5 separate regions of the Mus musculus genome follow, and all the other regions are linked to region 5. The links are chromatin loops, found by intact Hi-C in ENCODE. Cell type or tissue: heart. All regions are shown on one strand. Each heading gives the region's core, and the rest is flanking DNA. Links, peaks and the distances in the headings are about the cores only.

What was found. Hi-C counts contacts between places; a loop is a spot of excess contacts. Peaks named below come from ENCODE experiments on the same cell type or tissue, not always from the same donor. Only the 100,000 strongest peaks of a DNase experiment are listed, where the experiment ranks them.
Region 1: it touches region 5 in a loop (2.7-fold over the local background); 9 of 42 quality-filtered maps call a loop at or near these places.
Region 2: a loop joins it to region 5, with 9 times the contacts of the local background. A loop is called at or near these places in 12 of 42 quality-filtered maps.
Region 3: it touches region 5 in a loop (2.1-fold over the local background); 16 of 42 quality-filtered maps call a loop at or near these places.
Region 4: a loop joins it to region 5, with 6 times the contacts of the local background. A loop is called at or near these places in 41 of 42 quality-filtered maps.

Annotation. Positions count from the first base shown.
Region 1 is chr17:31,937,783-31,943,732 of GRCm38, forward strand. No RefSeq gene overlaps it. Among named protein-coding and RNA genes, the nearest start is that of Gm30571, 28 kb to the left of the region's middle. In heart, for the core only: a CTCF peak has its summit at 2,925; DNase peaks (open chromatin) are centred at 1,369, 1,729, 2,079 and 3,049; H3K27ac peaks cover 1,608 bases.
Region 2 is chr17:32,070,461-32,076,410 of GRCm38, forward strand. It overlaps the pseudogene Pdxk-ps. Among named protein-coding and RNA genes, the nearest start is that of Rrp1b, 37 kb to the left of the region's middle. In heart, for the core only: CTCF peaks have their summits at 3,066 (motif pointing left) and 4,927 (motif pointing right); DNase peaks (open chromatin) are centred at 3,081 and 4,921.
Region 3 is chr17:31,748,892-31,754,841 of GRCm38, forward strand. Gm30316 (a long non-coding RNA gene) reads left to right here. Exons shown (of 5, transcript XR_003952224.1): 5 at 1,066-5,950. Among named protein-coding and RNA genes, the nearest start is that of Gm30316, 16 kb to the left of the region's middle. In heart, for the core only: a CTCF peak has its summit at 2,580; a DNase peak (open chromatin) is centred at 4,750; H3K27ac peaks cover 1,879 bases; H3K27me3 peaks cover 589 bases.
Region 4 is chr17:32,022,775-32,028,724 of GRCm38, forward strand. It overlaps Hsf2bp (heat shock transcription factor 2 binding protein), which reads right to left. Exons shown (of 8, transcript NM_028902.1): 3 at 1-95. Among named protein-coding and RNA genes, the nearest start is that of Hsf2bp, 8.8 kb to the right of the region's middle. In heart, for the core only: a CTCF peak has its summit at 5,066 (motif pointing right); DNase peaks (open chromatin) are centred at 2,137 and 2,817; H3K27ac peaks cover 686 bases.
Region 5 is chr17:31,682,722-31,688,671 of GRCm38, forward strand. No RefSeq gene overlaps it. Among named protein-coding and RNA genes, the nearest start is that of Cryaa, 7.8 kb to the left of the region's middle. In heart, for the core only: a CTCF peak has its summit at 2,949 (motif pointing right); DNase peaks (open chromatin) are centred at 3,010 and 3,720; H3K27ac peaks cover 1,217 bases; H3K27me3 peaks cover 306 bases.

The DNA of each region.
Region 1 (5,950 bases), core at 255-5,254, 250 kb after region 5:
CGAAAAATTCAATCTCCACAAGCTGTCTGTCTTCCCAGAACACAAAATCTATCTGACACTATAGAAGGGAGAGAGAGGCTGGGGAGACGGCTCTGTGGGTAAAGCATTTGCCACCAAGTGTGAGGGCCTGAGCTGGAGTCCCTCGACCAACAAAAAGTTGGGCATAGTAGGCTGCATCTAATAACTCCCAATACTTTCATGGAGGGATGGGAGGCAGAAATGGGACAATCCCCAGATGCCTGCAGGCTAGGGAGCCTGGTGTACATAGTACAGGAGCAGAAATGTAAGAGAACCAGTCTCAAACAAACTGGAAAGAGAGGACTCCCACCCAGGGCTGTCTTCTGGCCTCTACCCGCATGCCTTCCGTTCAGCAACACCTGGTAGGCTCGGTACTCAGACCCTGGATGGCCAAGTCAATCTGGTTAGAAGAAACAGAAACCACTAGACTGGCCCTGTGACACCATGAGGGAACACACCCCATTTCTTCCCAGGATGTTCTTTCCCCACCCACCCCATTCTCTGATAATAATATTATCAGATAATAATATTCTCTGATAATAATAGATAATAATATTCTCTGATAATAATAAATCTATTTATTTCTCAGAATACAAATCAAGACATCACACAGCATGACCTAGCTTGTAGGCCCTTTCCCTGTGACCCCCATCTCTGTACGTGGTGAACCCTTAATGCATCATCTGATGATGACAAGGACCGTGTGGGTGTGATGCAAACCCCAGCCCAGTCTTTCTAGAACTTGGTCTCGAACCTTCAGCTTCCTCCCCAATTACAATCACTCCTTGGATTTGCCATCCACATGGGGAGGCTTGCCTGAGACCAGCCCAGTGCTCCAGCCAGCTTGGCCTGCCTACATGCCAGGCTCTTGGGAAGCACTGTGACCACGCTGGGCCTGAGCCACGACTTTCTAAATCACTCTGTTTTCAGTCTAGCCCGCTGGAGCGCTGGCTCACTGACACACCTGTTCACTGCACTGCGTGCATTCCCCTTACTCTCACTCACTGACTCACGGACGATCTATCCTGCCTCGGGTAGAAATTACATAGCGAGGGCTGGATGGCCAGGAACACACACCCTGACCTGCATCAGGCAGGAATGTAACTCAACTTTCTCTCAGATGACCTGGCTTCTCCCAGAGAAAAGCCAGAGGCAAGCAAGACTCCTGCACAGGCAGCTCTGCTGAACTTAGGAAACCCCAGGGAGGGAGTGGGCCAGAGAACCAGAGAGAAAGGGAGGCCGGTCTCAAAGGTCAGGTCTCCAGCCATCCATGTCCATGGACAGCAGAGGCTCTGTCTTCAGGGAACTTCCGGGGCCTGCACCAAATATGGACATCCTTTTGGAAGCTGCTGACTAGGGGTTGGGGGTGTCCTCCCTCTACTCTGTCCCATTGGAGATAACTAGGAGAGGCTCCAGAGAGCTTCAAGCCCACCTGGGCACAGGAGTGGCTGGAGAAAGTGAGCAGACCCAGGAGTGTCTGTAACTGCCTAAGAGACAGATGCTTGCAGTTCCAGGGAGGGGAGTTCTGGAGTACAGTCTCTGAACTGCTTAGCCAGAGTCTGCAGAACTCTCCCAGTTGTACTCTCTGGGGACTGAGGGTAGATGACAGAGGTACCCTTGGAAATACCCCAGGAGATGCTGCAATACCTCGGGGAGCCAAGTGAACTCTCAGATATGTCCACAGGCCAGATCTGGGGCAGTGACCTGATCCATGGCTGGGCAGCGAGGCGGACCACATTCCTTCACTGTGTTGTCCTTGGCTGGAGGCCTGCTCCCACCTTTGTGTTTGCTATGCCAACAACATACCGGTAGATTTTCAGCAGATACCTAAACAGTGCGAGTCGGGGGAAACTGATGGGCAAAACCACGGCTTTCCAAGGTGACGAGGGATAGCTGGTGTGCACACTACACTGCCTTCTCAGTTCTGATGTTCTGAGAGCTACCCGATTTTCTTAGTACAAAAACCTGTCCCGCTTAGAACGTGAGAGGCCTGAGGGAACTGGAGGCACTGGCCAACTGGTGTTGGCCGGGGTTGGGGTGGGGCTCTCCTATTGTATGAGATGACATATACCTACAACCCATTTTCACAAATCTACTCCAGATAAAGCCTCCAGACACCACCGGCATGGCGTGAGGCTGCTGAGGACTGCGTACCCTCACACCCTGAGAAGGCCGTGCCTCCCATGTTGTCACTCACAACTCAGGTAATGAGAGCAGACCTCTGTGAGACCATGAGAGAGCATGCCATATCCTGGGGATGCCTCTTGGAGGATGTCTTGGGATATTTCTTTTGGGGGGCACTTGGCCAGCTGTGGTGCAGGAGCCAGTGGCTATGGACGGAGAGGTCTGGGGTCTCAGGAAATGTTCTGCTTTTCCACAAGGCATGCTATTTGAAGGGTGGTATGGCGGCTAGGCTCAGTGATATCCTAAAGCATAGCACGTGCACATTTATAAGGAACTGAGAGGTAAGCTCAACACTTGCTGGTTGTTCTTGGTGCCCACATTCCTTAACCCTGGTCACCCCAAAGCATAAATGCTGCCCGCCTGCCTTTCTTGTCTTCCTTGGTGGTGAGGCCACTTCATGTGGCAGGAACTGGGCACCTATGGCCCAGCATTGCCTGTTCTCGATAAGGTCAGAGTTCAGTCCCAGCCACAAACACTCAGAGAGGAGACAGCGTCTCCCAAGTCTGCACAGCAGTCCCTGGGAAGGACACGGCGCTCTCCCAGCACCAAAGCTCTTGCCTCTTCTGAAGTGAAAGCTACATCTCCACAGGCTGAGGAGGGCATGGCCCAGGCCAGAATGTTCTGGAGGACTGGGAAATAATGAACTATGTGCTAAGGAAGGTACCCATAACACATTTTGGGAAAGAGAAACTGCAGCATGGCTTATGCAAGCGACACTGGATGCAGTATGCCCTCTAGGGCAGGAATTAATGCCAAAGGGGACTGCTTGGCCCCGAGTTGTATGTGACAAACAGGAAGGCTTTTCACCTGCCTGGACCTTAGTCAAGGGTTTCCTGAGACAAGATGATAGGATCAAGAGCCCAAGAGTACAGGCAGCTTTGTTCCTTGCTGGGAGTCTCCTGTGCTAATGACGTCAACAGGATAGACAGGGCCCTGGAGCTAGCCAGCTGGCAGGTGCATGAACCTCGGACACCACTCTTACCCCAAAGCCTGAACCCTAGGCCTAGGCCCAGGGTTTATTTGTTTCCATTGAGATTCTAGTATAACCTGAATAAAGCTTTTTCCTGGCAACCCCCAGAAATGGGATTCTTTCCAGAACACTAGATAAAAAGGGAGGCTTTAGGAGGCAAGGAAGCCAGGAACCGAGACAGCAGGAGGGATGGTGCTCCACTTGAGGCCAGCCTGGGTTCAGGGCCCTGGTGGTCAGTGAGTTGCTGGTAATATAAGTGGCAGCTGGCTGGAATCTTGTGAGGTAGGGACTTTAGGTCAGTCCTGCAGGACAATGATAACTTGCCACCACTTCTACAGAACTGACAGAGTGTCTGAGCACGTACACTTGGTCTACAGCCAAAACACAGTCACACTGGTAACACAGGGCTGGTCTCAAGAATACACAGGGCTTTAAACCCGTCTCCTGGCCTCACAGGCCCATCAAATGCAAGGGGAATATGTGAGGGAGAAGAGAGAAATGTCTAGTGTATCACAACTCACGGCCTTGGCTGCTCAGAAGCATGTGGCCTTTACCTGTGATACCTGCTCCTTGGAGAATGCTATCACGTGACTGTGATTCACCTTGGAAAGAAAAGGCACCAGGCCCAGGCTGGCTTAAGCCTTCCCACCCTCCCTGCACCCTCTTGGGGCTGCCCTCACTGCCTAGTCCAGCTTCATTCATCAGCGCCCTGGCTCCCTGGGTACCAAGGAAGAAGAGGCCTTTATCCTGGGAGGGATTTGTGGACATCAGCTCACAGCAAGTAGGAAAGGGCATCACTATCAGAGAGAGAGAGGAAAAAGAGAGAGAGAGAGAGAGAGAGAGAGAGAGAGAGCCCATTTAATGCTTAAATCCTTAATCTTCTTATATTCAAGTGTAAATCCAAGGTCTCCCCACCCCGCCTTCCCACAGCCAGCTCTTTTACAGCATCCACCACAGGGTCAGCTGCACTGTAGCTCACCCTCCCTCTGCAGGCCCTCCACGAGTACTCTCTGGCCTCCTGCCTCCTCTTGCTGCCTGGAATCTTCTTCGTGGACAGTCACAGAAGTATTCTGCATGAAGCTGGAGCTATAAAAATGCCTTCAATGAAAAGCCATGCTGACTATGTGGGCAGGCGTCACTTTGCCAACTGTCAGTCACTGTGCCGGGAACATTAGGCTCACCTCTGAGAGGAGCAAGAGGCAAGTCAGGGAGCCCCTCTGGGCACAGTCTATAATCCTTATAAAAAGGGCTACTCATGGAGCTAAAGTGTTTAAAACCCAGAAGGCAAAATATACACCACCACTTTCTGAGCTCTGAAAATCACATTTGTTATGATGTGTTGAAATGACAACGACAAAGTTGAACACGCTATTTGGAAAACTGGATATCCACACACCCAGCCCTCTACCTTATACCATATGCACGAGCTGGGCATGGTGGCAGCTTCCTCGGTTACTCAAGATGTTGAGATTGGAGGACTGCTTAGGTCCAGGAGCTCCAAGTTACACTGGGCAATATAGTGATACTCTCATCTCAAAACAAAAACAAAACCCTCAGAGTGGATGAAAGCTCTAAAGCAAAGAGATAAGACCATAAAAGTCACATGAAAGCAAGGGAGGGCTTCCCTCATGACTGCAGATTTGGTGATCTCAAAGACGCTGAGAGTAAGATGTAGATAGAAACAGAAGCTGGCCATGATGGAAAGGGACAGCTCCTCCATGTTAGAGGACACTGCAGTGAAGATGTCCTACGAAATGGCGGCAAGCACCGGCAAGCCCTCAGTCTGATCAGGGATCCTGAACATGTGGAAACCCTGCAGCTCTGCCACAGAAAACAATAGTTCAATTCAAAAATATCTCAAGGGCCTCAACAGACCTGCTGCCAAGGCAGCCACAGCAATGGTCACTATAGGCAGCATGCAGCGCTGGGGAAGAAAAGACCACAGTGAGACCTGCATCACGGCTACTACCATGAATGGTCAATTGGTAAGAAAGAAACAGCAAAGAGTGTGTAGATGAAGACTCTTGCACTGCTGTTGGTGAGAAGAGACTGTGTGCAGCTTCTGTGGTCAGCAGTTTGGCTCAGTGGATAAAACTTTGCCATGAGAGTGTGAGGACCAGAACCTGGATCCTTAGGATCCCTGTAAAAGTCAGGTGGGTGTGACAGTTCCCCGTAATCCTTATTATCCAGCAGGTAGAGACAGTGTCCCTAGGGCAAGCTGGCTGGCTGGATTGGCTGGAATCATCAAACTCCAGGTCTGGTGAGAGATCCCACCTAAGTATATACCTCGGGAACTAAGGAAGACATCCGACATCGATTTTAGGCCTCCAAACTTACACATAGGCACCTGAACATATGCATGTGCAACCACACACACACTTATTTATACAAGCAAAAAGACTTAAAACACAGTGTTACCGCATGATCTAGCAATTTCACTGCTAAGAATCAAAAGTGGGGACTCAAGCAGACCTTTGCACACTTGTGTTCTTGGCAGGCTTGTTCACTAGTAGCTAAAAGGTGGAATGAACCCAAATGTTCGACAACAAATGCAGAAATGCACTGTGGTCATGTGAACATGGCTGTACAGCCATTAAAACAAGGAAGCTCTGACACATACTCAACACACACAAACCCCAGCGTTACACAGAGGAAATACCCAGACCAAGTGGGCAAACGTTCCAGCTAAGTTCACGGACACAAAAACAGTCCAGGCACACCAAAACCTAGGAGACAGAGCTTGGGGAAGGGGATGTTATTTACTGGGCCTTAGTGTCT
Region 2 (5,950 bases), core at 622-5,621, 390 kb after region 5:
ACAATATTTAATTGGGGCTGGCTTATAGGTTCAGAGGTTCACTCCATTACTATCAAGGCAGGAGCATGGCAGCAACCAGGCAGACATGGTGCAGGAGTTGCTAAAAGTACAACATCCTATTCTGAAAGCAAACCGAAGAAGACTGGCTTCCAAGCAGCTCGAATGAGAGTCTTAAAGCCCACACCCACAGTGGCACACCTCCAAATAGTGCCACTTCCTGAACCAAGCAAATTCACACCACTACAGCCATGGTGTCTCTTCACAGCAATGGAATTGTAACAAGACACAAAGGATGCTTCCATGTTGTATATAGAAAAGGCGGTGATCTCTTGTACCTGGTACCTTCAGAAGGAGATTTAATGTCCCATTTAAATTCATTTGGTTTAAAAAAAAAACAGATGTGTCCTTTAATGGAAAGCAATACAGCAGTCACTGGACAGGTTCTATCTCTGCTCTGTCCCTGGTGGTCCCCACCATAGCCTCCCATCCTCTTTGGTGATAAATGGCCAAATAAGCACTCAGGTGTCTCTTCTCCCTGTGCACCTCCTTGCCTTCAGACACACTGCTGAACTCTTCTAAGGTTTTATACTTAAGGGTGTGGGATAGTCATGATCATGGGACTCCCAAGCTCGAGTCACCACCCAAGGTCACTGTCAAAAGTCATGGAGCCAGATGGCACCAGATCGGCAGCCAATGGCTGGTCTTCAGATCCTTGCAGGGAGCAGCCAGGCAGGTTCTTTGTCTCCAAGTGTCCACACTCTGTGAATCATCCCAGAAGCCCTAAAGCACCAGACAGTCCCCCAAGACTGAGAAGACTAAGAGAGTGAAGAGTGAGCTGCAGACCACCACAGTTGTGACCAAGCACCTCCTTTCCTTGCCACGCTTTCTGGGCAGTAACCACAAGGAGCACGCTGGGGAGAAAGGACCACACTAGCACAACTGCAATGAAAATATTTATTTGTGGATAGTCATAAAAGACAACAGACTAGCACAAAACAGACACAGCTACACAGTGCTGACAGGTGCTCATGTCCACAAACATGCTGACAGGGAACAGTACACAGGACTGGGGGACTTGGGCAGGAGACCTCCTGAGCCCAGAGCACACCCCTCCTGCACAGCAGGGACTGAGGGGCTAACTGTGCTTTGCTCTGAAGGCCACAGAGGGGTGGTCTCTGGGAAGGACTAGCAGGGTCGGGCCAGCCCCACAGGTGCAGCCCATCCTCCAATTGGTTGACATTTACAACACATGGGTGAAATTCTGACAGGCTCTGTGTCAGGAATGGACAGCTATGAAGCTAAGAGCATTTGAGATGTTGCCCATGTCTCATCCTTCAAGAGCTTTGTTCATGAAGAATTCACCTCCATTCACAAAACACTGTCATCACACACACTCCTCCCCCATCAGTCAGAAAATGGTCTCAGGTGTTTTGTGGGACTCACTGAGGCCTGAGCTTTGAGGGAACCTTGCTTCGGCCTTCCTGCTCTGTGGGATATGAGGGAGAAGGGTGTGCTAAGCTCATGTCCTCTACTGTGTTCTGTCACCCCCAGGACACACCCTCCTCATGTCAGGCATGAACTGAGTCCTCTGTGACAGTGTAGCTCAGAGGCTTCCAGAGCCCCAACCCAGGTCACCTACACCTGCTGCATGGGGCAAGGCAGGCTGTGAGGTGCAGACATGGCTTTACCTACCCAACATCTCACGGGGCCTGCTGGCTCTATAGGACGGGCAGTGAGGTGTGGCCAAGGTTATACCCAAGGCCTTCTGGGAACTTCCAAGCATGGAAGTCTGAGTGGCAGGTTCTCTCCTGTTTCCACCCACCTGTAGCGTCAGGGGAGAGGCAGCTCTAGCTGGCTATTCAAGAGCTGACCAGGGCAGGATGGGGTTCCCTGCCCTAGGGAGACCTTTTGCACCTGGAATGTGGATCCTGTTGCACCAAGACCAGAACCTGCCTGACGGTGAACCAGGGGAAGAAATGAGATGCTGGCCCGGGGGAGCTCAGCCACAGTCAGGGACGGTAATCCAAGGGAGACGGAGACTTCTGCTCTGAGGACATCCTCTGCCTGGCTCAATAGTGTGGAATCTTAAAATTGGGTTTATGGGCTGGCGAGATGGCTCAGTGGATAAGAGCACTGACTGCTCTTCCGAAGGTCCTGAGTTCAAATCCCAGCAACCACATGGTGGTTCACAACCACCCATAATGAGATCTGACACCCTTTTCTGGTGCATCTGAAGACAGCTACAGTGTATTGATGTATAATAATAAATAAATCTTTTTTAAAAATTGGGTTTATTCCACTAGGAATTAAACAAGAAAAAAAAAAAGGAAAAGAAGAAGGAAGGGAGGGAGGGAGGGAGGGAGGGAGAGAGGGAGGGAGGGAGGAAGGGAGGAAGGAAGGAAAGAAAATTCCAGGAGTAATTGGGGGGGGGCAATGTGTGAGTGAAGGTGTCTTACTCCATAGCTATCCTGCTGCCTCAGCCTCTAGGGTACTAGATTGTAGGTATCACCATGCCAGGCAAAAAATTTCTATTGGCATAAAAAGATTAAATACTGTTAAATTTAAAATTGCACATTAAATTCTGGTTTTAAGCAAATTAAACCCACTAGGGTGCAGTGAAGGGCGAATATGGCATAGAAAACATTATTTTATGTTAATCTCTCCATAGAAAGTGTCTGCAACAAGAATAAACCAGCAAGGAGACACAACAGTGCAAAACACACCGATATTTACAAACTGTCAGTTCTGGCCATGCTGACCACGCAATGGCTTTCTGGGAGGTCAGGCTGACCTGGGGACACACTGACTCCCACTTACTGTCAGGTGTTGCACAACACCAAGTCTGAGGCCTGACAGAAAGATGTACACGCACACACACCAAAACAAAAAAAAACCCAAAAAACAAACAAACAAACAAACAAACAAACAAACAAACAAAAAACCCAAAAACATCAAATCTCCCAGCAGGATGGCAGGATGGCTGTTTAATCAGTTGGTACCAGCATCTGCCTGGGCCTCTGACACTGCTCCACAGGCTCCACCGTGCCCCCTGCTGGTGGATGCTGAGACTGCAACTGGACTGGCACCTGCCAGCCATCTGCAGCTGTCACAGAAAGTGTGGACAGGCACAGGCATGTCCAGCTACACCTCCACCCCAAGGCGTGTCTCCATCATTGGGGGGTGGGGGGGAGTGACATTCATTCAGACCTGGGGACCAGGTTCAAGCCTTCCCTGGCTCACCACTTTCCCTAGAGACTGCAGCTCTAGTGTAACCTCACACTGAACCTGACCTCCCAGAACTGCCCCTTAGAGGGACATCCATTCTTAGCATCCACTGGTGGGACCCGTGGTTAGCATCCATCTGTCACATGGACAGACATGGCTTTCTGCAGGTAGCTAGCTACGTGGATGTCTGGAAGAGAAGCACCCCAGATGGCAGCAATAAAAGGGGGCACTGGGCTGCGGCACCCTCCTGAAGGCACACCACCAAAGCCTGGGTCCATGCCTGTCCACTCAAACCCCAGTGCCCTCTCTGGTCCAGGTGGATACACTGCCCCGGAAAGGTTCACGGAGGGCCCAGTGCAAGCAGGTGGGCCCAGCCTGTGGTCACTGGGCATGTATGAACTACCTAAGTATGGCTTGATACCCCAAGTTAATGAGTCCCCCAAAGGGCTGCAAGGAAGCGAAGAACTTGGAGACAAAATACATTCACTTCTTCTTCCCTTCACTTTACAGTGTAAGGACTGAAGTAGCTGGAGCCGGGAACTCTGTCTAGGAGCTGCCCAGGAGCACAGCAAAGGCCTCAGCACTGCTCTGGCCAACCTGGCTCCTTCCAGGGACCCTACCTTCCTCAACAAGGACAGGAGACAGCCTGACCTCTAACAGCCTGTGCTGGTCTCTTATCTCAGGTGGTGCTGCTGACATCATACTGGGAGCACAGCCTGTGGGGCGCACAGTCCCCTCCTTTCAAATCCCCACTTCAGCACAGAGGAGCCTAGAATGCTCCCACTGAAACAGCAAGTGGCTTTAAAAAAAAAAAAAGGCTCTCACCGTTAAGGAAAAGGACCGTGTCATTTGTCATTTTTACATTCGTGGACATACTGCAGAAGTGAGACAGAGGCCCAGGATTATCACACAGGAGCAGGCATGACTTAAGAAGAGTCATATGTGGGAATTCCTTCCTAGCATCCGGGAGGTGGAAGGAGACGCTTTGAGGCAGGATCAAAGTCCTACTGGGCTACCCTGGGCTAATGCAGCTTCCTTACTAAGCTCTGGAAAGTGAAAGCAAAAGCCAATTCTGACTTGGCTACTAGGGGGCCGGACCCAGTGCTTGCTGGCTGGCAGGGCTGCAGACAGTTCTTTGGAAAGCCTGACCTCGGCCAGCACCTCTGCCCATGCTCAAAGCACTAATCATTTCTTCTTAGTCACGTGCTCTGGGCCTTATCCCCTGGCTTCCAAGGCAACCTCCAATTTCTCCTTAGACTGTGGCTTCTGTGAAGAAGCAAGGCAAATCTCAAGAACTGAAGTTCATTAAAGTGGGTGTGGGTGCTGACTGAGGTCAAGGGATGTTGTGAACAGACAGCCCCACTCACAGTCATGACTGGGGATCCCCAAACTCTGGGAAGTAGAGCCAAAACAAAAAAAACAAAAAAAACAACAAAAAAAAAACTCACCCTTGAGCAGTAGGCAATGGGACATGTCACAGTCTCCTGAGGGGTCTAAGAGCTGCCCCTGCATACACAATGCCAATATGCTCTGTAGAGGAGACCTTCCAAGGAGGCAGAGAGCTAGCTGACTTCACATCAGGGCCTCTGGCCCCTCAGCATGAGGTGGGCACAGAATCCAGAAATGGAGGGGGAGGGGGGAAAACCTGCACTTAAGTCCGCCACCAGGGGGCAGGAGCCACCTCTGTCTCTCCTTCCCTGTCTGTCCAAACCCCTGTGCAGCGATGCACTGTCCCCAGCAGCATGTGGCAGGTGCACTGCCACCTGACAGTTCTGCAGGGCTGGGTGAGTGCCCACAAGAGCCCAGTGAGGCAAACTTCCCTGAATCCCCAAGCTGCCCTGCTCTCAGCAGCTCAAACCCATGTTGGTCAGCTTCCTAGAATTTGCTCCAAAGTTACAGGAGACCCTGCAGACACCCAGGCCGCTTGCAGATCTCCTGGAATGTTCAGGTTCCTTAAAAGGTCCCTGTCACAGTGACCACATGCTTGTGTGCCTTCCCAAGCACGGGGATATGAAACCTTCCCTCGCAGCCCAGCAGCTCCATACGTGTGACATTCTGGGACACCCAAAGAGTGGCAGAGACACAGAAACTCTAATGCAGGAATAAGGGAAAGCCAGAAAGGCAACGAAAATATTTGGCGGAATTCTTCCAATGCCAATGGTTAAGACCTAACCCGAGTTTTTTTTTTTTTTTTTTTGTTTGTTTGTTTGTTTTTTTTGTTTTTTTGGTTTTTAGTTTTTGGAGACAAGGTTTCTCTGTAGACCAGGCTGGCCTCGAACTCAGAAATCCGCTTGCCTCTGCCTCCCGAGTGCTGGGATTAAAGGTGTGCACCACCATGCCCAGCTGGCTGGCTTGCTTTCTTTTTCTTTCTTTCTTTCTTTCTTTCTTTCTTTCTTTCTTTCTTTCTTCCTTCCTTCCTTCCTTCCTTCCTTCCTTCCTTCCTTCCTTTCTTTCTTTTTTTTCTAACCCAATTTTAAAGACAGCACCAACATGGGCAGAGTCAGGACTGTGTATACACAGGGGGCAGTGACAGCCAGTGACCAACAGAAAGGTCCAGAGGCAGCAGGCTGGCCTCCTCCACCTTCCTTCCTTCCACACGCCTATGAGGCAGTCAGAGGCCCAGAGCCTTTGGGGGAAGGGACCATGGTTCTGAATCACATATTCCTACAACAGCTTTGTCATTTAAAAAAAAATAGCACAATGGCACATTTTCACACTAGAGACT
Region 3 (5,950 bases), core at 287-5,286, 66 kb after region 5:
GGTGTGTGTGTGTGTAACATATTTACAAGTATGTCTGGGCTGTGTCATGTCCCTGACAATGTTCATCAGAGTGTGCTAGGGATATGTTTGGGAGTGTAAGGGGTATGTGTATAATTTGTGCATCTGGCATGGTGCCCGTAGCTCTGCTTCTTCCTCACATACTACATGCTATGTCCTGTCCCATGGATGGGGAACCCCAGGACCCCTGAGCTCCCCAGGCAGCCGCAGGGTGGAGAGTTTAGATAGCAACTCTCTCGACGAGGTTCCATCTTGTTTGGGGGTGCAAAGGTCAATGGTGAGAGTTGTCATACTGCTTGCTATTCGTCAGCACTAGCATTTCCAGACTGACCAGCCCAGGGCAACGAAAGGCCATAGTCCCTGAGATTTGCTCAACCATTTCAAGACATGATTGGATCTGGGTCAAACATACATGGTATGTGTTTTGAAACAAAACCTAGTGGGGGGGGATCTGCTCTCAGTCATACAGCCAACCTGGAGCAGGTACAGAACCCAGTAGAGGACTTACTTGATTCAGTGGCTTAGACTGTGAGGAAGTGGAAGCCAGGGGTCTGAGCAGTGCTCCCAGTATACAAAACTGGGCGCCTGAGGCAGGAACAGGACGAGGCAGAAGCCTTGAAAAGGAGGGAGGCCAAACAACAGTGGCTTGAATCCTCAGCATCCTAGTGAAGCTGACCTCGGGAGAAGAAGCATGGCCGGATTCTATGATTCCATCTAGGTGAGGGTGTGTGGGCATGGGCGGAGCTGGGCAGCACTGGGTAGAGCTGGGCAGCGCTGGGTAGAGCTGGGCAGCGCTGGGCAGAGCTGGATAGTGCTAGGCAGAGCTCTAGCATCACCCAGGTCAGGGAGATGGCTGTCAGCTGGCCAGTCATGGTGCAGACCCAAGAGCCCTGCCACAGAGCAAGGGAGAAAAGGCAAGGGAGAGTGTGAGTGAGGCCTCCCTGGAAGACTCCATCAGGGAGGAGGGGATGCTGGCTTTCTAGCAGCTTAAAAGGCAGATTCAGAGAATGTAAGAGCTGCTTTGACAAGATCACATTTTTTTCACAGGACTCTTCGGGAAGAATGAGGAAAGATAAGACCTCGGCACTGAGAAGATGTGGTGCAATTCAGCGGCTGGGTCTGTTAGAGAGCCGTGAGCACTGCGGGACTGGACAATCTAAGTACAGGCCAACATGAAGGAATGCTAGAACTAACAGAAGCCCCAGCTCCACAAATGTACAAACCAAGCCATCTCAGGGCCCCTGAGGCCCTGATGTCTTGCTATGGGCTTTTAGCCAATCATTACGCACCTGCCTCCCAAGTGCTGAAGAAGTCAGGTAGTCCTTTCTTTCTGGCTACCCGTGTCCCTAGGTTGCCCAGGTCTTTCATGTGGATGCAAACAGGAGGCAGGTATATAATCATAGGCCCTGCTGTGTTCTCTTGGGGGAACATCTAGGGTGTCGTGTTAGCAATGTCAGGATAGTGTTCCTTGTACAAGGCTGAGCCTGAAGCTGCTTTCTCCGTCACCCTCAGAACCATTGGTACGGCTGGCCACCAGTTGCTATAGCTATTGGTAGTACTGCTTTGTGGTCGCCTGTGGGTCCAGCTGGCTGGCCCTGGTCCACACCCTCAGTGAGCTCAGTCCTCAGAGCCAGGCTGTGGGTGGGTAGTCTTGGGAACCCCTCACCCAGGGCAAAGCCAATAGCTCTCCACTCTCTCTTTTGAGTGTGAGTGATAAGTGGGTCCTGAGGAAAGTTAGTGGCTTGCTTGCCTCTGAAATGTCTACTATATTCCTGAAAGCAGGATCACTCCTAGGTCACTGATAGGCTCCTAGAGCCAGTATCTCTGCAACTGCTGTGGGGCTCATGGGATTCTTCTAATGGCCATTGTTTATGCTGAGGCTGGTGTACTCATTCATTCATTCATTCATTCATCCACCCATCCCAATGTGACGATTAGCGATAACTGTCAATGTGATACAATCTAGAGTAATTTAGGAAGAGAGTCTCAGTAAAGGACTGTCTAGATCGGGTTGACCTGGGGCCATGTATGTCTATAAGGGCATGTATTGATTACATTAATTGAGCCTAAAAGTGGGTGGCACTATTCCCTGGGTTTGGGTCCTGGACTATATAAAACAAGAGAAAGTGAGTCAGATGGAGGCATGCATTCTCTGCCCTTGATAGTAGATGAGGGTGGCTGCTTCCAGGTCCTGCTGTCTTGAATTCCCTGCTGTGATGGACCAAATCCTGGAACTGTGACCTTCCTCCCCTAAGTTGCTTTTGTCAGGGTGGCTTTTTTCTTGTCTCTTTCTCTGTTTCTTTGTTTCTTCCTTTGCTTCTCTCTCTCTCTCTCTCTCTCTCTCTCCCTCTCTCTCTCTCTCTCTCTCTCTCATTTCAGCAACAGAAAAGAAATTAGAACACCATCTATCTACCTAACCCAGTTGGTGGCAGGAGAACTATACCTGGCCCCAGGCTCCTAAAGAGAGAGCTCAGGTAAGCTGCTGCACAGAGTCCAGAAGAGGGTGACAGTGAGTGACTGGCAGGACCAAAAGCACTATAGCTATGGTCAGGAGGACCCCTGGAGGTGACAAGTGGAGGAGCCCTGGGATGGAGCAGGGGAGGACAGTTAGGGTCAAGGAAGTGATAGGGCACGAAGAGCCAGGAGGTGGACGGGGCCAAGTGGGTCTCATGTGGCCCCAGGATCCAGGCACATCTTGACTCTGCCTGCCACAAGGGACCCATACTCTTCAGAGCTTCTGACCTGTAGGATCTATCCATCTGAGTGGCTTGAAGTCATGCCTTTCTCCATGGTAACCTTCACCTACCCCCTTTCTCCTGCCCAAAGATGCTCTGTGTCTTCACCTTCTGGGTTAGTGACCAAGGGCTACTACCATAGCAACCAGGGATACTCCTCCCCCCATCTCTCTCTTCCTTCTCTCCCTTTCCTGAGTCTTGAGTAAGCTTGTCCCATGTTAATCCTTTCTCTCCCTCCCCTTTACCCTCCCTTCTTCTCTCCCCTTCTTACCCCTCTTCCTTCCCACCCCACTTATAGCAATGTTACCCCCATCAAGGTTCTGGCCCTGCCCATCTTCCCAACTCCCCTTTCCTGGGGATCTCTAGGCCATTTCTGCTCCATGGTGGGCACAGGACACATTTACACATTCACTCTCACAAGTGAGGGAAGGAAAGCCAGTGTTGTAACTCCAGGACTCCTGGTTCCAACCTCCTCTCAGCCTCCTGTTACCTCCTTCCATGAGCAGGACCAGCTCCTTGCTGATCCTTGAGACCCAAGAGCTGCTGAGACTTATGATGTCACCCCCGGTAGTGGAGGTGGCACCATCTGTCCTTAGCTGGTGTACTGGCTGGTTTTGTGTGTCAACTTGACACAGGCTACAGTTACCACAGAGAAAGGAGCTTCAGTTGAGGAAATGCCTCCATGAGATCCAGCTGTGGGACATTTTCTCAATTAGTGATCAAGGGAGGAGGGCCCATGGTGGGTGGTGCCACCCCTGGGCTGGTAGTCTTGGGTTCTATAAGAAAGCAAGCTGAGCAAGGCAGGGGAAGCAAGCCAGTAAGAAACATCCCTCCATGGCCTCTGCATCAGCTCCTGCTTCCTGACCTGCTTGAGTTGCAGTCCTGACTTCCTTGGTGATGAACAGCAGTGTGGAAGTGTAAGCTGAATAAACCCTTTCCTCCCCAACTTGCTTTTTGGTCGTGATGTTTGTGCAGGAATTGAAACCCTGACTAAGAGATGGGATTGAGAGCTGAGCCTGCAGGAGAGGGGCCATCTCCTCAGACACCAGGCTTGTCATATCTCCCTAACTTCTTTAAAAATCTAGAAGATGATGTGCCATGCCTCCAGCCATATCCTGGAGTTGGCTGTTTCCACCCAGACCTACCTGGACTATAGCTGGTGTTTGGAAATTGTCATCCAAAACAACTACTCCTGCCCCATGAAAGGCTGAGTCTCCGGTAAGGGAGGAGAGTCAGGAGGGCTGGCCAGGTCTCCTGAATGCATTCTCATTGACCTTAACAACCAGGGGTAGCCTGATGGATGAACGGACATAAAAGAGAAAGCAAGTGCACCCTACAATAGGCTAAAGACCAAAGACACCCCTTCCTTCTTCCATCAGCCTTTCTGTGAAGTCATGAGGTCAAGTCCACGTACCCATGGCGATAGCCTGGTTTTCTAGAAGGCTCTCAGACCCAAACCTCATCTTGGACCCCACAATAACACATATTTTCTCTTTTCTGGCAGTGACCTGTTCTGTGCATCCCCCTAAGTACGTCTCCATGACGACACACTCTTGGAAATCAAAACTGCATCAGAGGTATTCCGAGGTGGGTGCACTGGAAAGCCTCCACTAGAGTGCCTGCTTCCCGGGCAGCTTGGGCTTGGCAGCTGGGCAGGAAATTGCACCATCTGCCCCACTAAGTGCTTGGCAGCACACAGTGGGAGGACAGGGTTGTGTGTGACCCAGATCACCTTAAATGGGACTTTAGGAACCCATCCATCGCCTCATCTCTAAGGACAATAGGGCCAGGGGGGGGGGCGGAGTTGGCCCTCGCACCTGGCCAGGGCTGGCTGAGTGATTCTAATGCTCTCTCAGCTGGGGTTTTCCCCAGGGCTCTTACAGCTGCCTGGAGAAACCAGTAGTACCCCACCCACGGGAACTGGTTTTCCTTCATACATAGGGTGGAGGCCAATGTAGCTGGAGGCCCAGTCGAAAGCAGAAACTGAACAGGCTGTACCCAAGAATGCAAATGTCCCCATCCACAGAAAAGGGAAGGGGCACCATCCTCCACTGAAACTGGCAGCTGGCTGTGAGCACAGCTGAGCAAAAGTTCTTCCCCCATCCCCCAGTGTCAACTCTGTCCCACTGTGGGGAGTGGCAGTAGTCAGGGAGGCATCTCTGGTTAATGGTGCCACTGCTGCTCTGCCTTTGTCATGGACATCCTGTCACAGGGACCCAGTTTGTTACCCCCCAATTCTACCAGAGTGCTGCCATACCTTCATGGTCAGCACACTGTGCCCAACCGCCTTGGTCTCTCTCCTGGATATGCTAGAAGCTCGGGTCCTGCCCAAGGCAGGGCTGGGGAGGAGGAGCCCAGCCCCACGGAGGAGCACTGAGCTCTGCAGGTAGCTGTGTGCTTACCCAGGATAACAAGAGGCCCAGGGTGAAGCCCTCCCCTGAAGGTGGGAGCCTGGCCAATGAGAGAAGTCTAGTCACAACAGCCTCTCCGGGGGACTGTCTACCTGGAAGGCCATTCCCACCAACACACACATAGTCAGGCTGGCACTTAGCAGGAAGTATCTCAATTCTCAGGGCTTCCTGCTATAAAGTAACTCTAGTCCTTGGAGTTAAGCTCATGGGTTACCAACAAAGACTCAGCAGGAAGCTTCTGATAGGACCATGTCATGGAAAGGTCCAGAAGGAAGGTTCGACTTGGCAGCTCACAACTGGGGCCACTGTGGGCCACTTAGAGACCAGTAGGTCAGGCTGAAACACCTTTTAGTTCTTTTCTGCCTATATTTCCTGCAGGCAGCAGAAGGAATGGCTCCCAAGCACAGCACATGGGTCTGTGGCCAGAAGGTCTAAGCTATGACCTTAGGTATCTCTTTTCTCAATAGATTACCATCGTAAGGATGGAGAGATGGCTTGATTGAAAGCATCTGCCACCCAAGCTCACAGGCTGCCTGCCTAGCCTTATCAGCAAGCTCTAGGTTCAACAGGAGATTCTATCTCTAACAGTAAGGCTTTGATGGAGGAAGCCTCCAGTGTTGACCCCTGTCCTCCGCATGCATGCTCATACATAGGTCACAAACACACACAACTTATCATTTTAATAATTTCTTTTCATTTTATGTGCATTGGTGTTTTGTCTGCATGTATGTCTGTGTGAGGTTGTTGGATCCTCTGGAACCGGAGCTTCAGACAGTTGTGAGCTGC
Region 4 (5,950 bases), core at 565-5,564, 340 kb after region 5:
CCTCCCACTGTCTGCCTGTGCAGTTTCTAGCCGGGCTTTGAAGTGTTCACGGTCCATTATCAGTTGCTCTAATTCTTGTTCTTTTCTTTCCAGGTCTAGAAGAGACAGAAAATTACTTAAGACATGTGGAACCACATACAACATTCTTATAGTCCTGTGCCTAAGCTCTCTTCCAGTTTCCAAGCCATACGAGTAATCTTTTTGTTGTTGTTAGACGGGTGGGGTGGGAATAGATGCTGGAGAGTGAACCCCATGCCATGCACACTAAGCACAATGTGGTACTGAACTGCCTCCAGTCCTGAGAGAAATTCTCCTGTTCTCTTACTTTGTGATTTTAAGATCTCATTTTCTGCCAGACGGGTACTCAAGACTTCAAGAAAATGAGTTATTTAAAGTACTGAAGGCAGAGCTGGGACGCTTGACTCTCTCATGGCACAAACGTGTGTCTGTGCCATAAAAAGCAGAAGGCATCTCATGAGTGGCTGGTGCCAGCAGGAGCTGACTCACAGAGCAAGTCCCACCAACTGGCAGACTGACTCAATAGAACAACTGCAGTAGTAAACGGAGGCGGGAAGCAACAGAGATCAAGACAAGAACATGCTACAGTGAGGGGGTAGTGACGACGTAACACTTCCTCTCCACCAGCATTTAGCTTATGAGTCAAATGGCCAACAAAAAACTCAAAAGACACCCACATCAATAAACCAACGAGAAGCATATTATCAACTTTAAATACTGTCATACTGCAGAAATACCACTGTTCAAAAAATGGGGTATTTAATTCAAAATTTTAATAGTCTGATCTCAAGGCTAAGAAATCAAACTCTTTTTTTGCCAATATATATGCAAGATTTGAGAATAAATACTAAGAGAGAGCAGCTGGCTAAAGCCTAATATGCTTAGGATCCCAGGGGACTTGGACCTGGCACATGGAGTTTATTAGGTGGGCCTCAGAACTTACATCTCTTCTCTGTAAGGTAACTCTTTCCTATTACCACTTTCATGGACATATCTACTACATTTGCCCCCTCCCCCCATCCTCCACTCTCATGCATCTCCCACTGCTGCTGACCACCTGACTGTCAAGAAGCCTCCTCTTACTCTCATGGCTTGTGGATGCTGTTAGGGTTGGGTATGACCTTCTCAGTTTAGCATCTGTTGTGTGAACAAGAAGCACAGGTGACTTACCAATGACTACAGCAGTGAGAAGAACCACTCCCCTTCCTCCAACAACCAGTAGCTGCCAACTGCTCCTCAGGGAGGGGTAAAGAGAAGGTACATTTCTTTTTTTAAGATTTCTAAAGATTAGCTAGAAAGATGGCTCAGTGGTTAAGAACACTGGCTGATCTTATAGAGTTTTGTTCCCAGAACCCACATGGCAGCTTACAACTGCCTGCAACTCTGACTCCCAATCCTGGCTCCTCAGTACCAAGTGTGAATACCGTGAACAAACATACAAGCAAGCACTCACACACACATAAAAGAAAAAAAAATCCTTTTTTTTTTAACTGTATAAATGTTTTGCCTGCATATATGTATCTGTACCATGTTCACACCTGGTGCCAATGGAAGCCAGGAGAGGGTGTCAGATCCCCTGGGACTGGAGTTATATACAGTTGTGGGTTACCAGTGCTGGGACCCAAATCCTAGCCCTCTCTGCAAGAGCAGCAAATACTCTTAACCACTGAGCCATCTCTCCAGCCCAAAGAAATTAAATTTCTAACAAGGTTCCTAGCAGAGGCTTTAATTAATCATACTTCAAAACCAACTACTTCAAATCAACAGCCTCAGCTCTCATCACTAGCAGCAAGAAAGGAACACACAGTGGACAAGAGAGCTCAGCTACAGCAACAGGAGTATAAACAGAGGGTAATGAAACCCGAGTAAAGGAACAAATGCTTAAAGAACATATGCAAGACCACACACCCCTCCACCTCAAGGAGGAAAGGTTTACAGGCTGGTGATCAATCATGTGCAGGCAAGGGAAGGGGCACGCTTTGTGCTCCAGAGATCTGAAAAGGCAAAGGAACACTTACACAAAACCCCCAGGGACTGCCTAGAGCCATGTGGCATCCCAAGCATTCTGGAGAAAGAACAAAGAAAGTGCCTACATTTCCTTGAGACCCTGTCCAAGAAGGAAGATTAGAACCCAAAGGTCAACAACAAGGTGGAGATTATGAAACCGGCTGGCAAGGTCCCTTTCACATTTCCTAGAAACATGCAAGCCCCGCTGGACTATTTATTCTCCCCTACGTCAGAGCTTTCTTCCCCGACTTTTCAGGTATGTCATACCATGTGAACTCTCCTTCGTCCCACTAATCCTGACCACCCACGAAACCAGTGAGCAATGGACCTTCATGTCTTAAAATAACACTGTTGAAGACATGTAATCGTGTTGAATGTTATCTACACATATACATTATAAGCATATGTGAATACATTCCACATAACCAGACAGAAACTAAGTAGTAAAAGTATCAGCAGTTTCGATATTTTATCTTTGCAACTAGCTCTTAAAGTCTGCTTCTATTATTAAACTTTGCTACTCGAACACAGCCGAAAGGAGGGGAGCAATTAAATCTCTGCAAATCTTGCATGTAAAAATATACAGAAACCAATTTTAACCATCCAACACTTTTGTTATAGTAAATTCCTCTCTGTGTAGCTTTATGTGGACATGCACAGGTTTTCACACCAAAGCAACAGGCTCAACAAGGCCATTGTCACAATATGGAACCCCAGAAAAGTTCAGGCCATACTGCTCAAGAGACTATTTCCATCCCTACAGCAGTTGTATCAGCTGTGTCAGACCACCGCCTAGTGGCCTGATGGAACCATTGCTTGCAACCTACCACCGCCACCAGGACATGAGACTATCATGTTGTTTTATGCTGCACCCCAAGGGCTTAGAAAAATGTTTGGAATGTTGTAGAATGAGTATCACTTCTTTATACATTCTTCATCTTCTACTTGGACAGAAAAGTACAACTTTAGTTAAAACAAAAGATCTCCCTTAAGAATGTACTGCTTTTAAGTCAGGTGGTGGTGGAGCATCCTTTTAATCCCAGCACTCAAGAGGCAAAGGCAGGCTGAACTCTTGAGTTCAAGGCTAGCCTGGTCTACAGATCGAGTTCCAGGACAGCCGGGACTATACAAAGAAACCCTGTCTGGGGGTTGGGGACTGGGGACAGTGGGAATATACTGCCTTTGGCCAGGAGTGGTAGTGCATGTCTTTAATCCCAGCATTTAGGAGGCAGAAGGCAGATCTCTATAAGAGTTCCAGGCCAACCTGATCTACATAGCATCTCTAAAATGGTCATAAAAACAATACATAAAAAAATATATTGCCTTTGCAAATGTTTTCAATCTACAAACATAAATAATATAGACAACGCAATGACTGATACACAGAACGGAAACATCTTACACAAACTCTGTATGAAAACAGGTTATCTGTCACCCAGCCTAGCTGCTTCCACTGCTTTTGCACTCAGAACAGGAGAATCTCTAGCAACACAACTGCATAGAGGCTGGCACATTAGACAGACTAGGGATAGAGGGAAGCCATGTACGTCGCAGACTATTTCAACAGCAATACTTTATACAGCTCAGGCTTTGTTTGGGGGTTTAGATCACAGAGTCTCACTGTATTTTCCAGAATCCAGCTGCCCCAGCCTCCTCCGGGCTGGGATTATAGGTGTGAGCCACACATAGCCCGATAGGTTTGAGTTTGAATTGTTTTGGTGGTATTGGTAGCTGGTTTTTTTTTTTTTGTTGGTTTTTTTTTGGTTTTTGGTTTTTTTTTTTGTTTTTGTTTTTGAACACAGATCAAAAACGTTCAGATCACACTGGGATCTGGTTTCTCTTCCCCTGTTACCTGGCACGTCTATAACACGTCATCAGTTGTTTTTCATTAATGTGAAATACTTTTTACCACAACAGCTGTCTGAAAACACAAACACTTTTAAATAACCACTAGCTTTTTCCTCCCCAGTACTCCGGAAGCTTCAGAGAAAGGAGTGCAATACTGACAAGCTCCATCTCACTCTGAGCTGAGATTTGGGTGGCACAATCCCTGCCAAGCACATGGAATGCAGTCCCATGGGCTGCGGACTTTCAAACCCTAGTCCGGGTGCTATCAGGGCCAAACTCACTGTGAGAGCTTGACAGGTAGACTTGTTCCTTGCCTCTTTCTGCCCAACATTCCCTGGATTAAGTAGCACTTTGGCAGACCCTACCTCCACCTTCACATGGCCTGTTCTTCACTATCTTCCCTTTCTGGCCTCCCTATATCTTCACACAGACCTCACTGTGACCCTGGTTAAAACTCTCCTGACAAAATGGACTAGAGCCCAACAGGCCTCACTGTTCCCCTGTGACATTCTGAGGACCTGGGGACTATACTTGAAGCTATCTTTTCAGGGAAATGCTTGACAGATACTTCTGCAACTTGCCAGGGTTTCATCAGACTGTCAGCCCTTTGTCAGGCGTTCCCACTCACATGGTTTTCCACAGCAAACAGACACCTCCACAATGATTCTGCATCCTACACGTTTCCCAGGAATAAGCCGTTGCAGTAGCTCAAGGGCTCCAGAACTAAAGACCCAGCTCCGGACCACTGTTCCAGAGGAGCTGTTAAGTATCTCAGGTGCACAGACTAACCCAGTGATCCACAGAAGAAGGCCAACTACATTTACCTGTTGAACACTGCTTTAGTCTAGCCAATTCATTTCCACAGTAAGTGGACTGTACACTGGACAACCTGCACTTTCCAAATTGCGGAACTGAAATCCATTGGCCAAATGCTATACCAAATGCTGTCCCCTCTCTCTTGAATAAACTACTTCTCGGATGCCTTTTAACTGCCCCCCTAAGTCTACTCCTTCATAAAGCTGTCTAGGATTCCCCCAGCCAACCCCCTTAAGATTCTGATGGCCTTTTATGGTTGAGAGACATCTGTGACATTGCCTCCCCTTATACTGTCTTTGTTTTTCTTTTCTTTCTCCCTATTCCCCAAGATTACAATCACGTGGTGTACTCGTAGATTCTTTCAAGTAACCAGTAGAGGGCCCTCATGGACTGAGATCCTCAAAGCTCACAAGCTGTTCTAGTAGTATCTAAAAATCCCAACCATCCTGTCCCATTTGAAGGCACAAGACTCTTGGATGTCAGGACAATCTGGATTTGGCACTTCACCCCACCCTCCACAGGGCTACCTGGCTGAGTAGACAGGCATGCCCTTACTTATCATCCCACGCACATCCCTTCCTAAACTAAATGTCCAGTTGAAGAGGACAGCCTTCCCTGATCGAGGAAGACCATTCCTCAGCCAAGGACATATACATAGCTGTGCCCCCTGCTAGAACTGCCAAACAAGCTCCTTAACCTCTGAAGGCTCTGCTCCTGAAGCTGACCAAGACTCAGCTAACCCTTTACCATCCTCACTGTAATAATAGAAAATTATACAAGAACTCAGGCACGGACTCTGTCCTATTAGCTGAATGGTCTTAGATGATAACTGAAAGTCCCACAGTGCTTTCACTCTGTCTCAGTCTCAACTGAGACCTCAACACAATCAACAACAGTGCAGAACTCCTCTACCAGTCTGTTCTTCCAGTGCTCCATGCTGAAGAGTACTGATAATGTTTTCACAGGAGTACTTTCCAACTTGGTAAACCTCAAGTCAAGGCTATCCTAAGCTCACTGTGTGATAGTGTCTGAGTCACAACGGAAGCTGCTAGGCTGTGAATCTGCCAGGATGCTCTCTCCAGTACACCAGGAGCTCAAGGAGCTTCCCAGCTGGAAAACACTTCCCCCAAGATTCCTACAAAACACAACGAAATGCTGGTCAGCATGTAGGACACAGATGTCCTGCCCTTCCGTATCCCCATCATGCCTGATCCTGACCTACAAGGCTGTGCCTTCCTTTCATTACCAGAACCTATCTTGT
Region 5 (5,950 bases), core at 551-5,550:
ATCTGATCTGGTCCTCAGCATGGAGCTGTCTTTGGGGGCAGGATCTTTACAGAGTGACTGGGATCAAGTGATCCCTGATCCAACCTGACTGTGTCACTACAAAAAGAGAACAGGGCTTCCCCTTTCCCTTCCCTCCCTCCGTCCCTCCTTCCCTCTCTCCCTCCCTCCCTTCCTCCCTTCCTCCATTTCTTCCCCATACCATTCTCTCACCCTCCATGCCTCTTAAACTTGGGAGCCCTAAAGGCCATAGCTGGGGCGGCTTTCCCCGTCTAAGACGCTCTGGGATCTTGGGGGAGGGGTGATCCCCAAGAGTCTCCTCTTCCTACAACAGGCAAAACTAGTCCTGGGGCCTGGTTGCCCACTCCTTCCGGGGCTGCCTGTAGCCTATATCTCCCCAGCTGCTCTCCCTACCCAGGATTCCAGGTGACTTCATGTCACCACAGCTACTAGGGGACCAAGGTGCACAAGACCCTGTGCAGGCCCAGAGAAGGTCATCCTAAAGCAGCTCTGGGGGTCAGTGATGTGTTTATAAAAAGAGAAAGAGAGAGGGGATATGTTTGGTGGGTATGCAGTCAGGTGTGGGGGAAGGAGGTGCCTCCGTGGGCCCTGCTGAGGCATCCCTTCTCCCTGAGGGACCAGTCACTCTTCTGTACAGTGCTATTCTGTATAGTACAGAACAGAGTTTATTAAGGGCATGGGGAGGAGAGTCAAGAGGGTAGTAGAGGCAGAGGAAGGCAGAGAGAGAGAGAAGAAGGAGGAGGAGGAGGAGGAGAAGGAGGAGAAGGAGAAGGAGAAGGAGAAGGAGAAGGAGAAGGAGAAGGAGAAGGAGAAGGAGAAGGAGAAGGAGAAGGAGAAGGAGAAGAAGAAGAAGAAGAAGAAGAAGAAGAGGAGGAGGAGGAGGAGGAGGAGGAGGAGGAGGAGGAGGAGGAGGAGGAATAGAGGCTGGCCATGAGCATGAGGAGAAAGGGGGGAGGGGAATGGGGAGACAGTGGGAGCAAGAAGGCAAGAGCAAAAGAGGGGGGGGGGCAAGCAGCTCCTTTTATAGTGAGTCAGGCATACCTGGATGTTGCCAGGTAACTGTGGGGTGGAGCTTAGACAAAATGCTAACAATCAGTACTGTCATGTTTGTCTAGGCAGAACCCAGACTTAGCCAGGGACACACTGAGGCCCTGGGACAGCAAATGGCAAGGCCTGGAAATCTCAAGATCCACCCGGGCTTCTTTCACAGGTCCTATGTATTAGGAGTTGTGACAGGTGACCCTGACCTCTTTTGGGGTCCTGGTGAGGTCTGTTAGATGCTGTCCCAGTAGGAGGCTATGATGACCCAGCTCTAACACACTGGGTATAGCCGTGTCTAGGACAAGCTGCCCTCTTGGGGATCTGATTAGCTGTCAGAGGTTGTCCAGACTTGGGGGCTTTTGTCTTTGCTGGTCCCACAGGCTGTGGAAAGAACTCCTCAACCGTCAGGCTGGAGAGCCTGGTGTACAGGGCAGGGCATGCCAGCTAGGATGATGCCCTAACAGGTACTGGTGATGCTGAAGGAGAGGCTGGAGGACAGCGTCCAATTTGATACATGAATAGGCACCCCAGTTAGCCATTTGTCCCAGGTTCGAGACCTAACAACCTGATGACGTCATTGCCATCACCACTGTCACTAAGAGCATCATGACATCATCGCCGCTGCCACCCTCACCGTTCTAGTTCTCTCTCTGTCGCTATAGTAAAACTCTCTCACTAAAAGCAACTTACGGGGAGGAAGGGTTTATTTGATTTACACTTCCAGGCTTCATCCTTCACTGAGGAGGGTCAGGGTAGGAAATCCCGCAGGGACTTGATGCAGAAACCATGGCGGATGATGTTTGCTGACTTGCTCCAACGCTCACGTTTAACTATCTTTCTTTCTATTTTTTTTTTTTAGAAAAAAAAAACATTATTTATTTTATGCATATGCATACACTGTTGATGTCTTCAGACACACCAGAAGAGGACACCGGCTCCCATTACAGATGGTTGTGAGCCACCATGTGGTTGCTGGGAATTGAACTCAGGACCTCTGGAAAAGCAGTCAGTGCTCTTAACCACTGAGCTGTCTTTCCAGCCCCAGTTAGCTTTCTTATACAGCCCAGGACTACCTGCCTGAGGAATTGTGTTGTCCATAGTGGGCTGGTCCATGATACATCAATTAAACAACTAAGACCATCTCCCACAGACATGTCCACAGGACAATCTGATAAAGACTCAACTGAGAATCTTCCCTTCTGCCCCCCCCCCCTTTCCCTGCCTCCAATAATCTCAGATTCTGCTAAGCTGATAAGTAACGCTAACTGGGATGATCACCTGCATGATAATGTCATCACTGGCCCAGAACGCTGGCCGCACTGGCAACTGGCAGGCTTCATGCAACCTACCCAGAAGCCTGTGGCTTGGTGAGAAAAATCCTGGCTTAGAAATGGAGTCACTTGCCTTGTGTTGCCTGCTGGTGAAAGTTGGGTGAAACCCACCTCTTCCTTTAAATCATTGGTTCTCAATATATGGGTGGTGACCCCTTTGGGGGTTGAAAAACCCTTTCACAGGGGTCACATATCAGATGGCCTGCATATGAGATATCTACATTACAATTCATAACAGTAACAAAATTACAGTTATGAGGTAGCAACCAAAATAATTTTATGGTTGGGGGCGGTCACCACAACTTAAGGAACTGTATGAAGGGGGTGTGGCGTTAGGAATGTTGAGGATCACTGCCTTAAAGCCAGCACTTTGGATCTCCAGGTAGAAGGTTATTATAGAGTCACAGGAAATCAGCAGAACGGGGTCTCTGAGGAAGGCGGTAGATGCTGCTCCTGTTCTGTGGGGGATTTTCTTTGTGGCAGCAGGCTGATTTATCAGTCTCTCTGCAGGAGAGTCCCGCGTTAGTTTAACATGGTGTGACACAGTCTGACCACCAGGTGGCAGAAGAGGCATTGCCTCAAAGAGGAGACCTTGCCAGGCACCGACTCAAGAACACCAGCCTTAAGGGTCACCTTCACTAGGAGACAGGGAGCAGCCGCAATAAACATCAGGGGCCTGGTTCTGGGGGCCGTTGCCTGTGTGACAAGGAATTGCAGGAGATGCCACTGGCCCCAGGAGTTTGGGCCAGCAGAGCGCCTAAGCAGGGGACACACAAAGGGCCAGTTCCTTCATAATGAAGAATCTGGAACATAATGGAACAATCATTTGAAGGGGAGGTCGCCTAACAAGGCCAGCATCGTGCTGGCCTGCTTTCTCTGCTGCGGTTCCAGCGCACACTGACACGAGCTGTGAGCCGGCTGGACCCCAGGGGCTAGGGCTTCTTCCTGAGAAAGAGACAGCCAGAACTGCCTCCTTCCGGCCACGCTGCAGAGACCCATGTGGGGGCTGGGAGGCTGGGAGAGAAGGGGCTACCAGGCAGCCTCAGCTAACACATGTGTTGAGATCATAGGTTCTGTCTTCCTGGCTCGGCTTGCTGACAGTCTCAGCTTAGAAGGAAAGGCATGAAGGAAGAGTTGGAGGCTACCCAGGATACCAGCCTTCTCTGCAGGGTAGAACTCCCCACCTCTAACCTCTATCTCCTGCCCTCTCCATCTCTCACTTCAGGAAGTTTGAGAGGGGAGCCCCAGGCTGCAGCTGTTAGGAGGTCCTTTAGCCTCTGTTCCTCCCTCCCACGGCAGGGGGATGGGGGCTGCTGTTGTTAGCTTAGAGGCTGGGAGCCCCAAGGACATGGGATTTCTTCCAAGATTCCTGGCTGAGGACTGAGTTAACCGAGAGGCAGGCAGAGCACAAGCCTGTGCTTGCAGGCTGTCATGAGAACACGACAGAAAGGAAAACATGCAGGTACGCAGGTGTCGTGTCACAGGCATGCATGAATGCACACATGGACACACATGTGCAAACACACACACTATGAACACACACCATATATACCTCATGTGTGCGCACACACACAGACACCCACACATACCACAAACAGCCTGCGCACACATATGCCGTAAACACACCACACACACATATACCACAAAACACACCACACACAAACACCTACACACAATATATATACCACAAACATACCATACACAAATCACAAACTCACACTACACACATGTACATACACATATACACAAACACATGCCACATACATACCACAAACATACCACAAATACATACACACACACATACACACACACACACACACACACACACACACACACATATATATATATATATATATACCACAAACACACCTTCTTCTTCTTCTTTTGTTTTTTTGTTTTGTCTTTTGAGACAAGAGTTTCTCTGTGTAGCCCTGGCTGTCCTGGAATTCACTGTGTAGATCAGGCTGGCCTTGAACTCAGAAATCTACCTGCCTCTGCCTCCCAAGTGCTGGGGTTAAAGGTGTGCGCCACCACTGCCCAGCACCCTTGAACTTCTATCTCTGTCACAATGGTTCTTCCCATAAGCCCCTGCTCCCAGTTCTTCTCGAGATCAACTGACTCAGGATATCATGACTCCGTCTTTTTTTATTGGTTTTTTTTTTAAGATTTATTTATTTATTTATTTATTTAATGAGTACACTGTTATCATCTTCAGACACACCAGAAGAGGGCATTGGATTCCATTTCAGATGGTTGTGAGCCACCATGTGGTTGCTGGGAATTGAACTTAGGACCTCCAGAAGAGCAGTCAGTGCTCTTAAGTGCTGAGCCAATCTCTCCAGCCTCATGGTTCTATCTTTAACTCAGTCATTTCCGTGAACACCCCATATAAGGTTACACATTTGAGTCTGGACGTTAGAAGTAAGTCATATCTTTCTGAGAATAGGAGACCACCCACAAGTCCCTGATGTCCCCAAGTTTGTCTTTGTTTCACATACACTGTTGTGCCTGCCCTCTCCAGGAAGCCCCTGATATCTGAGGACAGATATCAACACACTTTAATGATGAAGAAACCTATAAAAGTATAGGATGGAGAGCCACAAGCCTGAGTCCAGCCTCTAGCCGGCTGAACCAGGAGCACACACAGTGACCCATGAAGTCAAGGCTAAGTTCACTTACTCTTTTAAAAACTTACTATCATTGTATTATTCTTCGAGTGGTTTTGCCTGCACCACACATGTGCCAGGGTCTGGGAAGACGCTGGAAGACGGTGTTGGGTCCTCTGGAACTGGAGTTACTGTTTGCAAGCCTCTGTGTGAGTGCTGGAAATCAAACCCGGGACCTCTGGAAGAGCAGTGAGTGCTCTTAACCACTCTCTGTCCCCAGTCCCTTTCTTCTTTTGAGAAAATTTCAAGATTTGTTCAGTAAATTGAAACAAATGGCCCGTGATGCCCTTAAAAATCAACAAACCACGAAAAGAAGCCCAGCCTGTTTCCCGCCCTCAGTATCCTTTGCCGAGCTGACCGTGGACACGTCTGTTTGAGGCCGTCAGCAAAGGGCCACCCACTCCTGATTCCCAAGGGCTGAGCTGTGCTCTGATGGACGAAAGCCCGTGTTTCTGTTCTAGATGTTTCTATGGCGATTCACAGTGCACACCCACAGATGACCCCGGTTTAGCATCTATCCCATGAGTCACCTATTAACAGGCTCAAGGCAACTTCTGACCTAGCCTAGGCTACTGCCACCTTCTGACCCTGACACTTGTTCCAGGAACCCAAGAATGTAAGAGAGCTTCCCAGGGGACAGGGACTCTGTTGTCAGGGATCAGGCCTCCCGTCTTTCCAGGAAGAAAACATGACCTCAAATATTACTCAGGGCCTCTGTCACTCTTCCACATTCCTGCCATAAGGCCAAGAGTGTCTTTGGCTGGCCCTGATCTCCAGGAAGGGAGGCAGGACTGAAGGGCTGGATTGGAGGGAACCTCTGTAGCATGCATAGTTTCTGGGTACATCTTGACAGGAAGATATGTGGTGGCCCTAAAGGTAAGGAAAAGTGGGAGG